3 separate regions of the Homo sapiens genome follow, and regions 1 and 2 are each linked to region 3. A link is a loop called in an ENCODE intact Hi-C map of the cell type or tissue named here. Cell type or tissue: A673. All regions are shown on one strand. Each heading gives the region's core, and the rest is flanking DNA. Links, peaks and the distances in the headings are about the cores only.

What was found. A loop is a pair of places that touch in the nucleus more often than their neighbours do. Peaks named below come from ENCODE experiments on the same cell type or tissue, not always from the same donor. Only the 100,000 strongest peaks of a DNase experiment are listed, where the experiment ranks them.
Region 1: a loop joins it to region 3, with 2.1 times the contacts of the local background. A loop is called at or near these places in 10 of 110 quality-filtered maps.
Region 2: a loop joins it to region 3, with 4 times the contacts of the local background. A loop is called at or near these places in 17 of 110 quality-filtered maps.

What each region holds. Positions count from the first base shown.
Region 1 is chr20:37,649,649-37,654,769 of GRCh38, forward strand. No RefSeq gene overlaps it. Among named protein-coding and RNA genes, the nearest start is that of LINC00489, 29 kb to the left of the region's middle. RefSeq lists a silencer at 2,327-2,479. In A673, for the core only: a CTCF peak has its summit at 2,424 (motif pointing right); a DNase peak (open chromatin) is centred at 2,433.
Region 2 is chr20:37,561,291-37,566,411 of GRCh38, forward strand. No RefSeq gene overlaps it. Among named protein-coding and RNA genes, the nearest start is that of LINC01746, 7.2 kb to the right of the region's middle. In A673, for the core only: CTCF peaks have their summits at 3,334 (motif pointing right) and 3,537; a DNase peak (open chromatin) is centred at 3,311.
Region 3 is chr20:37,895,206-37,900,326 of GRCh38, forward strand. It overlaps LOC124904896 (a long non-coding RNA gene), which reads right to left. Exons shown (of 3, transcript XR_007067576.1): 3 at 3,076-4,312. Among named protein-coding and RNA genes, the nearest start is that of VSTM2L, 5.4 kb to the right of the region's middle. RefSeq lists a silencer at 2,154-2,203. In A673, for the core only: a CTCF peak has its summit at 2,176 (motif pointing left); DNase peaks (open chromatin) are centred at 1,866, 2,156 and 3,196; H3K4me3 peaks cover 392 bases; H3K27ac peaks cover 1,581 bases.

The DNA.
Region 1 (5,121 bases), core at 1,093-3,592, 250 kb before region 3:
AGAGCCTGAACCCACCCAGATCTGTCTGATTCCAGATCCCAGGCCCTTACCCAGAAAGATAGTAGGAGGCCAAGTCATGAGGCTGAGGGTTGGGTCGGGGGAAGGCAGAGGGTGTGAGAAGTCTCTTTCAAACTCCCTTCATTCCAGAATCAGCTCTGTCAATGGCTTAGAAAACCCCAGTCCCTGAAGGGACAGGGCTGCCAGGGCCTCTTGCCGAGTGACTGCAGACCACATTTTTCTTAATCTTAATTGAAAACTGTTCAAGTAGAAAAATCATTTCACTGCTTCATCTCAGAAAGGAAAAGAAGAAGGGAGAAGGGAGGGCTCGGGTTGGGTTGGGGGATGGAGGATTTAGCCAGAGAGGAAAGGCTGTGGCTATCGAGGGCTTGGTCCCTACCTGCCCTGGGCCTGCCACTAGGCCTTGCCCAATTGGGCCTCCCTGAGCCCCAGGGCTTGGGGGGTTGGGTCTGCCGGGCTACTGATGCAGTCAGTCATAAGTACGAGGGTCCCACCATGTACCACGCAGATCCTTGGCCGGGATCCCAGAACAATGAAACACCGTCAGATGCAGCTCCTAGGGCCTGGGAACTAGGGGCTTCTAGTTCCTCCCCTCCTCCTCTTCCTCTTTCATTCATTCCTTCCCTCCTTCAACCAATATTTATTGAGCATCTGCAATGTGTCTGCTACTGTTTCAGAATATACAAATAGCTCCTGCCCTCCTGGAATGCACTGTCTAGCAGGGAAGGCAAATCATCAGATAAATAGAGAATAACACACTGAATTTAGCTCTGAAGAAACGGGGAGAGTGGGGTGAGCAATTATTCTATAGGCATGGGTGGGAATTGTGATTTAGGCTGAGCAGTCAGGGAGGGTCTCCTGGAGGAGATGGTATTACAACAAAGGCACAAAGGGTGGGTAGGAGTTATCCAGGCAAAGGCAGAGGTGGGGTCAGTGGTGGGAGTGGGATAGCACCCCCAGGACAGAGGGAGGTGCTGGAAAGGCTAGACTCTTAAGCAAGACTGATTGGGTTCAAATTCCAGCTCTGTCACTAGCCAGCTGAGTGATCCTGGAACAAGTTAACTAACCTCTCTGTGCCTTAATTTTCTCATTTGTAAACAGAGGATTATTGTGAGGATTAAGTGGGTTTACATAGATAATATGCTACAATGGTGCCTGGACAGCACTATTGTAAGCAAACAAAAAGCCCCAGCCTGTGCAAAGGCACTAGAGCAGGCAACTGCAAAGTAAGTCATCGAAGTCAACAAAGGAACAGGCTTTATCCCAGGGCAAACACAGATTGGGTACATGCCGTGGAAATCCATGCTGTGCTCCAGAAAAAATGGAGGCTAAAATCCTGTATCTGCCGGGTAGTCAGAGCAAACCTATGTTGGTACCTTCTACCCCTCTTTTCATGGCATCCCTGTAACCTTGGGAAGAATCCTTGGTTATCCTCACTTTACAGATGAGTGCACTGAGGCTCAGAGAGGCCAAGTGACTAGTCCAAGGTCAAGCAGGTGGGGCTGAGCCCAGGTTTGGCTACCTCCAGAGCCCAAGTCTCTTACCACTGTGCTCTACTGCCTCAATTTTGAGATGTAACAAAAATGGCATCTTATCTAGGTTTGACTATTTGTTGAGCACACGCTGTGTGTTGCATCTTGGGCTACACGTGCCACACAGGAAGCAATTTATAAGATGCAGGCTAGGTAGGGCAGTCATACAATATTTTTCCTAAACTGAGTCACTTTGGACGGTGAAAGTGGCACTCTTCCAGGATGGCATGTGTCAAATGGAACCTAGGGTCACCCCAAGCTTGGGGCAGGTGATCAAGAGCATGGAATCAGGTAGACCTGGCTGGCTTAGTGCCCTTGGGCAAGTCACTTAACTTCTCTGAACCTGTTTCTCCATATGGGGGTAACAATCCCTAGCTCCTAGAGTTGTGAAGATCAAATGAGACAATGGGATGACAAATACTAAGCCCAGTGCCTGGCATGGAGTAGGCCTTCAGTGAATGGTAGACATTATTATGTAATACACAGTCAGTGGATTTCCCTCTGTCTGTCTCTTTACCCATCTCCCTGTTTCTCAGGTTTTCTCCTCCAATCCCCTTACCCCTTCCAGGACCCAGGTCTAATCTGATTTGCTGTGTGTCCTTGGGCAAAAATCTCTTCCATTCTCTGGGCCTGCTCTCTCCATCCAGCTAGAATGCTTCAACAAGGCTGCTGGGGTCCCATCTCTCCCCCTTCCTCTCTTGGCTGGCCTTGCTACCCTGCCATCTATCCCCAGGCTCATTTTACAGGTCAGTTCCCTTTAATGAGCAGGGCTCAGAGCCTTTTCCCTCACAAAATGGAAACTGCGGGTTCATCAAAATCTCATTAACCTCCATTCTCCTGGTGGGCCTGCAGGGGTCAGACCTGTCTCAGGGTGGCGGTGCCACCTCCCAGTTGGCAGGCTCCAGGGCTGTCTGGGGCTAGCGGTGGGTGGGGCTACTGGTTTGCTGGTTCCAGACAATATTCATGCCACAACATCCAGTCCTGCCAACCTTGGCCACCTGGAAGGAAGAGGAGAGAGGGGGCCTTCAGCACTTTAATTTGAAAACTTGCCATGGGACCGAGGGATGTTGGGAGCAGAAGAGAACGGCTGGCTTCTAGTGAATTAATGCTTTGCTTGTAACTGGTAATTTTCTCCACTTTCATGTCACCTGGCTCTTTCTTCTTCTTCTTCTTTCATTTGATCTTACTTGGAAGGGTAATGTGGCCCACCACTGTCTCCTCCATCATGGTCCTAATTTTTCATCTAGGACTTGTCTGAGCCTAGCCCTGCTCATGTGCATGGTCTCTGGAGGAGCTTGGTAGTGAGGGTTTCTGGGATCCTCTCACTAACCAGGGGGCTGTGGGAAAGTTGCTTAGGCTCTCTTAGCCTCACTTACCTCCTCTATTCTGAGAATAAAATGAGATAATGTATTTAGTGCCTGGCAACCACTTTGAAAAACATGGTGGCAGTTTCTTCTAACCTTAAATGTGCACTTATTTAGTCGAGAGAAATAAAAACACATGTCTATCAAAGATCTGTGTACAAATGTTTGCAACAGATTTATTTTATTTATTTTTTTTGAGAGAGAGTTTCATTCTCTCGCCCAGGCTGTGGTGCGGTGGCATGATCTTGGCTCACTGCAACCTCTGCCTCCTGGGTTCAAGCAATTCTCCCGCCTCGGCCTCCCAAAGTGCTGGGATTACAGGTGTGAGCCATCACGCCCGGCCATAACAGCTTTATTCATAATTGCCCTGAACTAGAAACAACCCAAAGGTCCATCAACTGGCGAATAGATCAATAAATTGCAGTTCGACCATATGTTGGAATACTAGGTGCAGGGAAAAGAAACCTACGACTGATGTCCACAATGACATGAATTAATTTCAAAAGCATTCTGTAAAGTGAGGGAAGCAGACTCCAATGGCTAAATACCAGGTGATTCTGTTTAATGACAACCTGGAAAAAGCCAAACTGCAGGCACAGAAATGAAATCAGTGGTTGCCAGGGGCTAGGGAACGGGGAGGGGATCCACTGCAAAGGGGCACAGGCAACTTTCTGGGGCTAGAGAAATGTTCAATATCTTTTTGTTGTTGTTGTGTCTAGAGATGGGGTCTTGCCATGTTGCCGAGGCTGGTCTCGAACTCCTGGGCTCAAGTGCAGGCAGGAGGGCAGTGGCACGATCTCAGCTCACTGCAACATCCACTTCCTGGGCTCAAGCTATTCTCCTGCCTCAGCCTCCCGAGTAGCTGGGATTACAGGCGTGAGCCTCTGCACCCAGCCAAATATTCAATATCTTGATTGTGGCGGTGAGTATACTGGTAACTATGTCTTTCAAAACTCACCCAAGTGCACACTTTAAAAGGATGAATCTTATTGTATGGAAATTACATCCCAGTAAACCTTACTTTAAAAAATAATGCTAGCCAGTAAAACTGTCAGTTAATTTTAATTTTTTTTTAGACAGGGGTTATTAGTCCATTTTCATACTGCTATAAAGAACTGCCCAAGCCTGGGTAATTTATAAAGGAAAGAGGTTTAATTGGCTCACAGTTCAGCATGGCAGGAGAGGCCTCAGGAATCTTACAATCATTGCAGAAGATGAAGAGGAAGCAAGCCACCTTCCTCACAGGGCAGCAGAAGGAGAAGTGCCAAGCGAAGGGGGAAAAGCCCCTTATAAAACCATCAGATCACAGGAGAATTCACTCAGTATCACAGGAACAGCATGGGGGAACCACCCCCATGATTCAATTACGTCCACCTGGTCTTTCCCTTGACACGTGGGGATTATATGGATTACAATTCAAGATGAGATGTGGGTGGGGGACACAAAGCCTAACCATATCATTCTGCCCCTGGTTCCTTCCACTACATCATTCTGCCCGTGGCTCCTCCCAAATCTCATGTTCTGTTCACTTTTTGAAACCAGTCATGCCTTCCCAACAGTCCCCCAAAGTCTTAATTTATTCCAGCATTAACCCAAAACTCCATGTCCAAAGTTTCACCTGAGACAAGGCGAGTCCCTTCTGCCTATGAGTAAAATCAAAAGCAAGTTAGTTACTTCCTAGATACAATGGGGATACAGACATTGGGTAAATACACCCATTCCAAATGGGAGAAATTGGCCAAAACAAAGAGGCTACAGGCCCATTCAAGTCTAAAATCCAGTGGGGCAGACAAATGTTAAAGCTCCAAAATTATCTCCTTTGACTCCATGCCTCACATCCAGGTCACACTGATGCAAGAGATGGGTTCCTACAGCCTTTGGCAACTCCATCCCTGTGGCTGTGCAGGGTACAGCCCCCCTCCCAGCTGCTTTCATGGGCTGGTATTGAGTGTCTGTGGCTTTTCCAGGTGCATGGTGCAAGCTGTCCATGCATCTACCATTCTGGGGTCTGGAGAACAGTGGCCCTCTTCTCACAGCTCTACTAGGTAGTGCACCAGTGGGGACTCTATGTGGGGGTTCTGACTTCACATTTCCCCTCCACACTGCCCTAGCAGAGGTTCTCCATGAGAGCTCCATCCCTGCAGCAAACCTCTGCCTGGATGCCCAGGTATTTCCATACAACCTCTGAAATCTAGGCAGAGATTCCC
Region 2 (5,121 bases), core at 1,776-4,275, 330 kb before region 3:
CCACTGCGCCCGGCCGAACAAAGGCATTTCTAATTTTGCTCTAAAGATAATATTGATTCTTGAGCAATATAGTAATTAAGAAAATTAATTCTTTATCACAAACCCTTGTAGCAGAGCACATCTCCCCATATATACGACCATTGTACCTAGGGTGGATGCATTCTTCCACTGACTTTTTTGTTTTGTTTTGTTTTTGAGATGGAGTCTCTCTCTGTCACCCAGGCTGGAGTGCAGCGGCACGATTTCGGCTCACTGCAATCTCTGCCTCCCGGGTTCAAGCGATTCTCCTGCCTCAGCCTCCCGAGTAGCTAGGATTACAGGCATGCACCACCATGCCCTGCTAATTTTTTTATTTTTGGTAGAGACGGGGTTTCACCACGTTGGCCAGGATGGTCTCATCCCTTTACTTTCTTAATAAACTTGTTTTTGCTTTGCACTGTGGACTCGCCCTGAATTCTTTATTGTGCAAGATCCAAGAACCCTCTCTTGGGGTTTGGATCGGGACCCCTTTCCTGTAACACAGGCACTCACTGATCTGCGTTGGATCACTATAGCTTAGCTTTACTTTTCTAGAATTTCACACCCATGGAATAATCTGGCATGTCCTCTTTTGTGTCTGATTTCTTTTGCTCAGCATGATGTTTTTGAGATTCACCTATGTTGTTGCGTGTACCAAGGGTTCATTCTGTTTTATTGCCGAGCTGTATCCCATCGTACAAATGCACCGGGTTGCTTATCCACTCTCCTGTTGATGATGGACAGCTGGGCTGTTTCCAGTTTTCAACTATTAGAAATAAAGCAGCACGCCAGGCACGGTGGCTCATGCCTGTAATCCTAGCACTTTGGGAGGCCTAGGTGGGCGGATCATGAAGTCAGGAGTTCAAGACCAGCCTGGCCAGCATGGTGAAACCCCATCTCTACTAAAAATACAAAAAATTAGCTGGGCAAGGTGGCATGCACCTGTAATCCCAGCTACTTGGGAGGCTGAAGCAGGAGAATTGCTTGAATCCGGGAGGCGGAGGTTTCAGTGAGCGGAGATCACGCCACTGCACTCCAGTCTGGGTGACAGAGCGAGACTCTGTCTAAAAAAAAGAAAGAAAGAAAGAAAGCAGCTATGAACACTCGCATGCAAGTCTTTGTGCAAACATAGGTGTTACAGGAAAGGGGTCCCGATCCAGACCCCAAGAGAGGGTTCTTGGATCGTACACAAGGAAGGATTCAGGGCAAGTCCACAGAGTAAAGTGAAAGCAAGTTTATTAGGAAAGTAAGGGAATAAAAGGATGACCACTCCATAGACAGAACAGCCCTGAGGGCTGCGGGTTGCCCAGTTTTATGGTTATTTCTTGATATGCTAAACAAGGGGTGGATTATTTATGCCTCCCTTTTTTAGACCACATAGGGTAACTTCCTGACGTTGCCAAGGCATTTGTAAACTGTCATGGCGCTGGTGGGAGTGTAGCAGTGAGGATGACCAGAGGTCACTCTTGTCACCATCTTGCTTTTGGCAAGAGCTTCTTTACTGCAACCTCTATTATCAGCAAGGTCTTTATGACCTGAATCTTGTGCTGACCTTCTATCTGATCCTATGACTTAGAATGCCTTAACCGTCTGGGAATGCAGACCAGTAGGTCTCAGCCTGATTTTACCTGGCCCCATTCAAGATAGAGTTGCTCTGGTTTACACACCTCTCATATAGGGACATATCTGTATGTTTTCATGTCTCTTGGGTATACCTAACAGTGGAATTGCTGGATTACCAACTGGCATTATATTACCTATATAATATGAGGTATTATACAGGTAAGCTCCAGGAGGACAGAGACTGCTCATTACAGAATGTGCACAGTGCCCAGCACACACATGGCATGTAGCCAGTGCTGCAAGTCCACCTGAATGAGTAAAAAGCCAGCCAGCCTGATTTCCAAACTTAAGGGCTACACCCAGGAATTTGTTGTTCTGCCTCCTCCCCATCCACAGGCTACTGCTGGGGTTCCTGGCAGGTGTGGGGGCTGGGAGGGGAAGGGAGTTGGGGGAGGGGGCCTGGACACTTTTGTGAACCCTGTTGAGGTTGACAAAGGAGAGGGGTCACCATGGTCATGCCAGGGGTCTCTATCCCACACCTGGAATTTCTCTTAGGGCTTCCTGTGATGCTGAGATGGGGCAGCTGTGTCCCTGGCCCCACTCTTCTCCCTTGATGAAACTGCCTTTGCAGAAATTATAACAGTAAGAAAATTAGGACAGTGAAAGAGACCCATCTAACCAACCCCTATCTTGCCTTTCACCTCTAAACTGCCCTTAGGCATTCCTGGGCTTGGGCCAAGCTAACTTTGGGAGACATTTAGTTTATAGTTTAAACGATAATAGCCCATCTCCCAAACTAAACCGCCTTTGTAAAGATAATGAAAGAGCACTAGGTTAGGAAGATGAGAAGTGCCTACATTCTGCTAAGGTGGAGCTGTAACCGATTATCAGTCATTATTCCAGAGGCCACAAGATTCGCAACTTCTCCGGTTACTCCTGCAAATAACATCACTCTTGGAGAGTCCAAGATTGACTTTTTGAGACAAGTTTTCAGGTTTTTTGGCATTTCTTACTACCAATGGCTGGGGCATGGGGGTGCGGGTGGCACCCCAGTCCTGTGGCCCCACCCAGAAGCGGACTCAGCACCCCAGGACAATTTTCCACACCCCTGGGATTGCATCCCCAGCCAGTCAGCAGCACCCATTTCCTGGCCCGCCAAACTATCCTTGAAAAACTCCAGCCTCAGAATCTTCAGGGAGGCCGATTTGAGTACAAATAAAACTCCCGTGTCCAGCCAGCTCTGAGAAATCTGGCTGTCTCCGGGCAGCGGGCAAGGTGAACCCACGGGGTGGTTACATGGGGACCCAGGCTGTCTCTTGTATGGGGGACTTATGCAGGCCCAGCCCCTCCCCTTCTCCTTCCCACCCTCTGAGCGGCCTCCAGGACGCACTCGCGTGAGGAAACCCGGCCCGCGTGTCCGAGTTCTGTCCACGCCTTCTGCCAACAGCTGTCCTTTGCTCTTCGGGGCTCCTGGGACCGCGGGAAGGGGCCGGGGTTGCCTGGGGAAGGGGTGGGTGCACCTGTGTGCATGGTTTAGGGGTCTGGAGTCTTTGAGGTCGGTGGGTGTTTGTGTCTCTGTGTGTCTGTGAATCTGTCTCGTCTGTGGTTCCAGGCCTGGTGGCGCTGCAGACCCCAAGAGGCCGCCCTCCGCCTTCAGACAGCTCCCGCCGCCTCCCGGCGCCTGGGAGGAGACGGTGGGAAAATCGCGGCGGCGACGAGAGCCCGGCCTGCTCTTTCCGTTCCGCTCCCGCAGGGGGCGCCAGCGCTCCGTGGAGAGCGGCTGCGGCCCCAGAGACCACGCTCGGGCCGCCTGACGCCCAGAGCCCCCAGGAAGGGGAAACTGAGACCCAGGGAGGAGAAGGGAGGCTACTCAGACCTCCTAAATTCTAGTCCCAAATTCCACAGCACCAAGCTTGTCCCTAGACTTAGGAAATGCAGTGGGAGCGCTGTTCTCTACCTGGGCTGCACAGGCTGGCTCAGAGGTGGGGGATTGGACTCAATGACCTCTCAGTCCCCTCAGAGACCCTCGCCAGCTGTGGGGAGGTCCGCCAGCTCAGGGATGAGGTCTGGAGGGTAGGGCTGGGGGGACTTGGCCCTCTGGAAGTTGCTCACTGTGAGGGCTAGGTTGAGGACCCATTTATTCATCTGTAAAATGGGTGTGTAGGGAACAGGCATGTTCAGTTTTCTCCCTTGCTTTCGGCTTCATCCTAGCGCAGGTCAGAAGCTTAAGGGGAGCCTGGGCCAGCGTCCTGGGCATCCCATCCTTGCATTCTCCAGACATGACCACCTCCAGACCCTGCTCATTCCTAGACCTGCCTACTGGACCATGGGATGGTGATCGCGCCTACAGCATCCTTACCTAAGCAGCCCGACTCAAAACGATGAATTGGACCAATCAGTTATTGCCCTCCTGTTCTTCTAGAACTGTATACAGACACCCATTGTCCGTGGCCTTGTGCTGGGTGCCGGGGAGAGAGCAGTAAACAGAAAAGTGAGGCTCTGCCCCTAGAGACCCCACCGTCCAGAGAGAGGAGGCAGCGTGCCAAGCAAGTAAACAACAAACCAACAAACAATTACAAAGTCCTGTGAAGGAAACCAAGAAAGGGCAGACAGAAAGGACGACTGAGGAGGGGGAGGCTGCTCTTAGCTGCAGCTGTCAGGGGAGTTCCCTCCAATGAGGCAGCATTTAAACCAGGAGCTGAAAGATGAGTTGGAGTCAGCCATGCAGAGGCGAGGTCAGTGGAAAGGGTGAGCTAGGGCAAGGAAAACAATCAGACTCATCCTTTTATAAGATCCTCACGCTGCTGGGTGGAGAGTGGGCCTGGGCAGGGCGTGAAGGGCAGTCAGAAGGCCAGAGAGGACGCCGTTGCCATGAATCAGGGGACAGCTGCTGGTGGCTCAGACCAAGGTGGTGGCTGTGGAGGTGGTGGATTCTGGATGTATTTTAAAATAGGATTGGCGGGGCGTGGTGGCTCATGCCTGTAATCCCAGCACTTTGGGAGGTGGAGGTGGGTGGATCAACTGAGGTCAGGAATTCGAGACCAGCCTGGCCAACATGGTGAAACCCTGCCTCTACTAAAAATACAAAAATCAGCCAGGCATCGTGGCATGGATCTGTATTCTCAGCTACTCGAGAGGCTGAGGCAGGAGAATCGCTTAAACCCATGAGGCAGAGGTTGCAGTGAGCCAGGATCATGCCACTGTACTCCAGCCTGGGCAACAGAGTGAAACTGTGTCTCAAAAAAATAAAAATAAATAAATAAAAAAAATAGGGTTTATTTAATTTATTTATCAAATCAAATCAAATTGCCTTGAAGCCTTGGGTAGTTGGAAGTGCCTTTTTCCAAGGTGGGGACAGGTGTGTGAAACGCGGGATGGGCTGTAAGGGATCCCAGGACGGAATCCAGCCCTCCCTACGTATTCCCTGTCTTTGCAGGTAGGTTGTGGTTCTGAACTCAAGGATTAAGGCTTCCAAACTTGGTCCAGCTTCAGTATTGCCTGGGAGCTTCGGTCAATATGATTCTCAGGTCCCAGATCTTT
Region 3 (5,121 bases), core at 864-3,363:
CATCGGCCTAGCTAATTACTCACAACCATGGAATATTTAGACTGGCATTAACCACGCCATTAAAGTCAGTTCAGGATTTTAAAAACACTCCTACAAGCAGGGCCTTGTAATTGGCAGAGACCCTGCTGTCCCGCGGTGTTTAATAAGCACTTGGTTTGCAGGGTGAAGGGCCCTAGGAACCCCTCCCTGATGCAATTAATTGCCTTTGATGGGGATTGTCATTAGGCTTCTTGCTGGGACAACACAGATACGAGCCACATGTACTTACTGGCCTTGGTAGAGTGCAATTTGTGGGTTTAGGTTCAAATCTGAGGGCCAAAGCCTGGAGGGATACTATGGGCTGAATGTGTCCCCCAGATTCATATGTGGAAGCCCTAACTCCCAATGTGGCTGTACGGTATTTGGGGTAAGGAAGTAAATAAGGTTAAATGAAGTAGGAAGGGTGGAGCTCTGATCTGATAGGATTAGTGTCCTTATAAAAGAGACAATAGATATTAGGCTGGGCACAGTGGCTCAAGCCTGTAATCTCAGCACTTTGGGAGGCCAAGGCAGGCAGATCATTTGAGGTCAGGAGTTCAAGACCAGCCTGGCCAACATGGTGAAACCCCGTCTCTACTAAAAATACAAAAATTAGCTGAGTGTGGTGGCAGGTGCCTGTAATCCCAGCTACACAGGAGGCTGAGGCAGGAGAATCGCCTGAACCTGAGAGGCAGAGGTTGCAGTGAGCTGAGATCACACTACTGCACTCCAGCCTTGTCTGAATAGAGTGAGACTCTGTCTCAAAATACATAAATAAATAATAAATAAATAAATAATGAGAAGAGACACCAGAGAACTCCCTTTCTCCCTTCCTCTTCCCTCTCCCACCCTCTTCCTCTGCACATACAAAGAAGAGGTCTTGTGAGCACACAGCCAGACAGCAGTCACCCCCAAGCCAGGAGAAGAGGCCTCAGAGTGAAACCTATCTTGCTGGCACCTTCATTTTGGACTTTCCAGCCTCCAGAACAGTGAGAAATAGATTTCTGCTAATTTCTGCTTAACCAGTCTGCAGTGTTTTGTTACAGCAGCCTGAGCAGACTAGGACAAAAGGTTCTTTGGGCCTCGGAGAAGTTCCCTCTTTGGGAAGCCACAGAGCTGGATGTTTTTTGAGGAGCTGCTTGGCTGCACAGGTGATGATGGATCCTGTCTGACCTCCTCAGGCAAGTGGCATGTGGAAGAAGGACCCCGGCCTAGAGTCAGGAGACCTGGGTCTTTGGCCTCGTTCTGCCATTCCCTCACTGTGAGATCCTAGGCTTCTCTCCATGTCTTTCTAGACCTCAGTTCCTCTGTCTGCACAAAAGGGACATGAGGATTGATCTTTGATGGCCTTCTCCGTTAAAAATTAGAGATGCTGGCTGGGCATGGTGGTTCTCGTCTGTAATTCCATTCGCCACAGTGGGAGGATCGCTTGAGGCCAGGAGTTGAAGACCAGCCTGGGCAATATGGTTAGACTCCTATCTCTACAAAATATTTTTAAAATTATCTGGGTGTGGTGGTGCATGCCTGTAGTCCCAGCTACTCGGGGGCTGAGGCGGGAGAATTGCTTGAGCCCAGGAGTTTGAGGCTGTAGTGAACTGTGATAGTGCCTGCCACTTTACTCCAGCCCGGGCAGTAGAGTGAGACCCTGTCTTAAATAAATAAATTAAAAAGATGCTTTAAATTTAAGTTTTAGGTTTTAGATTATGTCTTCACTCTGTGTGGTCCACTTAGACCGGAATCCAGAAGAAAAATGTCAGGGACACTCCCTAGGACTTCTGGCAAAGGCAGGAGCCAGAATGAATGAATTTCCTGTGCCCAGGCCCCCCTGCTGTCCCTGGCTCCTAGCCCTTGGCCCAAGCATGGCTCTCAGCCTAGACAAGGCCTTCCTAGGAGGCCTAGGAGCCCTGCGGGAGGCAGAGTGCAGATAAAGGCTCGGAGTCCGTCCATGTGGAAAACCTGGGTCTGCGGCGATCGTGAACCACATGGGCAGAGGGGCCAGACCTGGGGTTCCTATGATGGGAACATGATGTGACTGTGGAGGCCAGTCAAGGCTCCTGCCAGCGGTGAGTGGAACAGATAAAGAAATCAGTCATCAGAGGAGAGAAGTACCCCAGACCGGAGTGGGAGGTCACATATCGGCTCCCTGTGCTGCCCTCCAGAGGGGAACTGGGGCAGAGGGGCCTCCTCATTCCACGAGGCTGGCTGGGCTCAATTCAAGGAACCCTTGTCCTCCCACCTCTGTTGGAATCCTCACTGCAGCCCACTGGATCCCTGCACGAGACACACCTGGGGTGCTTAGTGAGCAGGCAGATTCCCAGATACCCACCCCGAAAAGCCAGTCTGAAAGAGAACACCCAGGGGTGGGGCCTGGCCACAGCCAGCCTCTCCAGAGAGTCTCAAGTCCAGTAATATCTAATAACTCTGTGTTTAGGCCAATGGTGTTCAATCCTAGCTGTGGACTGTGATCACCTGGGGAATTTTTTTTAAACCCTGATACCCAGATCTCACCTAAGACCAATTATGTCAGAATCTCTGGGGTGTGCCCTGGGCACCCATATATTCTTAAAGCTCCCCAGTCGTCCCAGTGTGGGTCCAAGGACTGCCCCAGCTCCAGATCAATTCTAAGAGCCTCAAGATGAACATCTGGGGAAAAGGAGAAGTCATGAGTCTCAGATAAGAGAAATAACTTGCCCAAGGTCACACAAGGTGGTGATGGCAAAGCCCGTCCTGAAACCCAGGCCTCTTTCCTGACCGTGGGCCAATTTCTTCCTGATGCTGCATCTCTTTTTAAAAACCAGAGCCCAGGCAGGCAATGCCCACAGTATTTCACTTTAATAATATTGGAAACCGGTACAGTCAGGGCCACCACAGTGGTGGGGCGGGAGCCTCGATGGCGATTAGGGGAGCTGTAAGTCTTTCGCTTTATCCAAATCTTGGGCAGTAATTTAGAAAATTTAATTAAAGGGGGAGAAATGGGGACACCTCGCGCTCCCTGCCTCCTGTTATAATGAGTGAAATACACCAGGCTGTAAAAGGAAATGCTGTCTGAGACGCAGCTCCGATGTTTTATTGCCAAGTTTTATTCACTGATGTAAACGTAATCGCTGGAAACCGGAGCTCTTATTAACACACATATTTTCACACATCCGGGGCCCCTCCTGCTCCCCCCTCTCCCTCTGGGCTTGTTCACCCACCTCCTAGGGTCAGCCCTGCTGCTTTCTGGGCATGTCTATGCCAAGCCTGGAGTTCCGCACCGGTTTCATACCCTCCCATGGCAGATAAGACTTTAATAGAATTCCATTGCTCCTCAGAGCTCAGTAATGCATTCTGGAAATTAGGCGGCTACATACTAAAGCCATTGTTCCCCCTTATAAATGGGCTCTCTCAAAGCCAGTGACCATGGGGGCTCTGATAAGCTCTCATGAAGCCTCACTCCACATGTTATTGGTGTGCTAAAAGGTGCAACTCCAGGCTTACATTGCTCATTGTTAGGGGCTGATACATTTAAGTAGTTTCTCCATGAATCAGGCAGCCTAGGTATTTCCCCCACTCTTGGCATTGATAGATGAGCAAAAGGAAGCCATTTAGATGGTGCTATATAGGGCTCCAGCCCACGTGGTGAATGATTTCCAATGCCTGGTTTAATTTATTTTTAAATGAAATTTGTTATTGATTCTGGATTAAAAGGACAAATCTTACAGCTGTTACCACTGACAGAGCCACAGTGCTCAAGTGACACCTCTCAAGGAGGGGAGGGAGGGTGGCCTGTCTGAGTCAAGGGGAGGGTATGGAGACTCTCCAGGGAGCTTGGCTCAGCAGTAAGGGGCAGTGCAAGATCCCATGCTTAGAGGGAAGTTTAAAAATATCATCTTTCCCAATTGAAATACTTGACGTGATGCTCACCTCTGAGCCTCATTTATATAATGGAAATAGCAGTGATATTTGCCTCATGGCATCCACACGACCACTAGAGGCATGTTAGTTGCCTCCAGGGATGGGAGGCTTTCCATCTCCTGCAGCATTCCCAGAATGAAATGAGTGACAGGCGTCACCCACTCTAGTGAATTCCTAGAGACTGTTTCCTGGGCTAGTCTTTGCTTACCTTCTGCCTCCACTAGGCTCTCGGCTTCCACGGTGCCCAGAGATTACACTTGCATTGGGAAGCAGACAAGAGGCACAATTACACAGGGGAGGAGGATGGGCTGGGATGTGTCCGTTCACATTCAGCCTCTGCCCTACCTCACTGTGCAACTTTGTGCAGGTTACATCATCTTTCTGAGCTTTGTTTCTCCATCTGTAAAAGAAGGAAGGGTATAATAGCAGCCTCAGGGGTTGTTGTATGAATTATAGGAGATCATGGGTGTGAATGTGATTTGTAAACTGTAAAGTGTAGTTTAGGTGCTGCAGGAAATACAAGTGGGACAGTACAGTATAGTGGGAGGTCTCTGAGTTGGGAGACAAAGGACCTGGATCCAGTTCTGTCATGAGTGGCTGTGTGGCTCTGAGAAAGTGAATTACTTTCTCTGGGTCTTAGTTTCTTAAGGTGCCAAGAGGGTAGGTTGGAATCAAACATATGAAATGTTTGATTGGCTCTGGAATCAAACACATCATGGCCTTGCTATGTCGCTTTAGGCAAAATACCTAACCTTTCTGAACCTATGTCCTCATCTGTAGATATCAAGAACACTAGTCAACATGTATCATGTATTTGCCATGTGCCTGGCATTGTTCTAAGTGCTTTCCATGTAACAACTCATTTAATCCCCACCACCCTGCTGTGAAGGAGGTATTATTACCCTTGTTTTACAGACGAGAAAATTGAGGCACAGGGAGGCTAAGCAACTTGTCTAAGTTTACACAGCTACCAAATGGCAGGATTCAAAACAGAGAATATGGCTCTAGAGCCCACACTTCTAACCACACCATCCTACCCTACCTGGCCTGGTGGTTCTGAGGATTAAGGGGAATAATGAAAGTTCTTAGGGCCATGCTGGGCATACAGTGATGAGCCAACAGAGGCTTGGGGACTGGGAGAAGGCAGCAGGCATTTCTTCCCATGGGGACTCAGGCTGGACCTCGCCCAACTGGGGACTCAGCTAGACA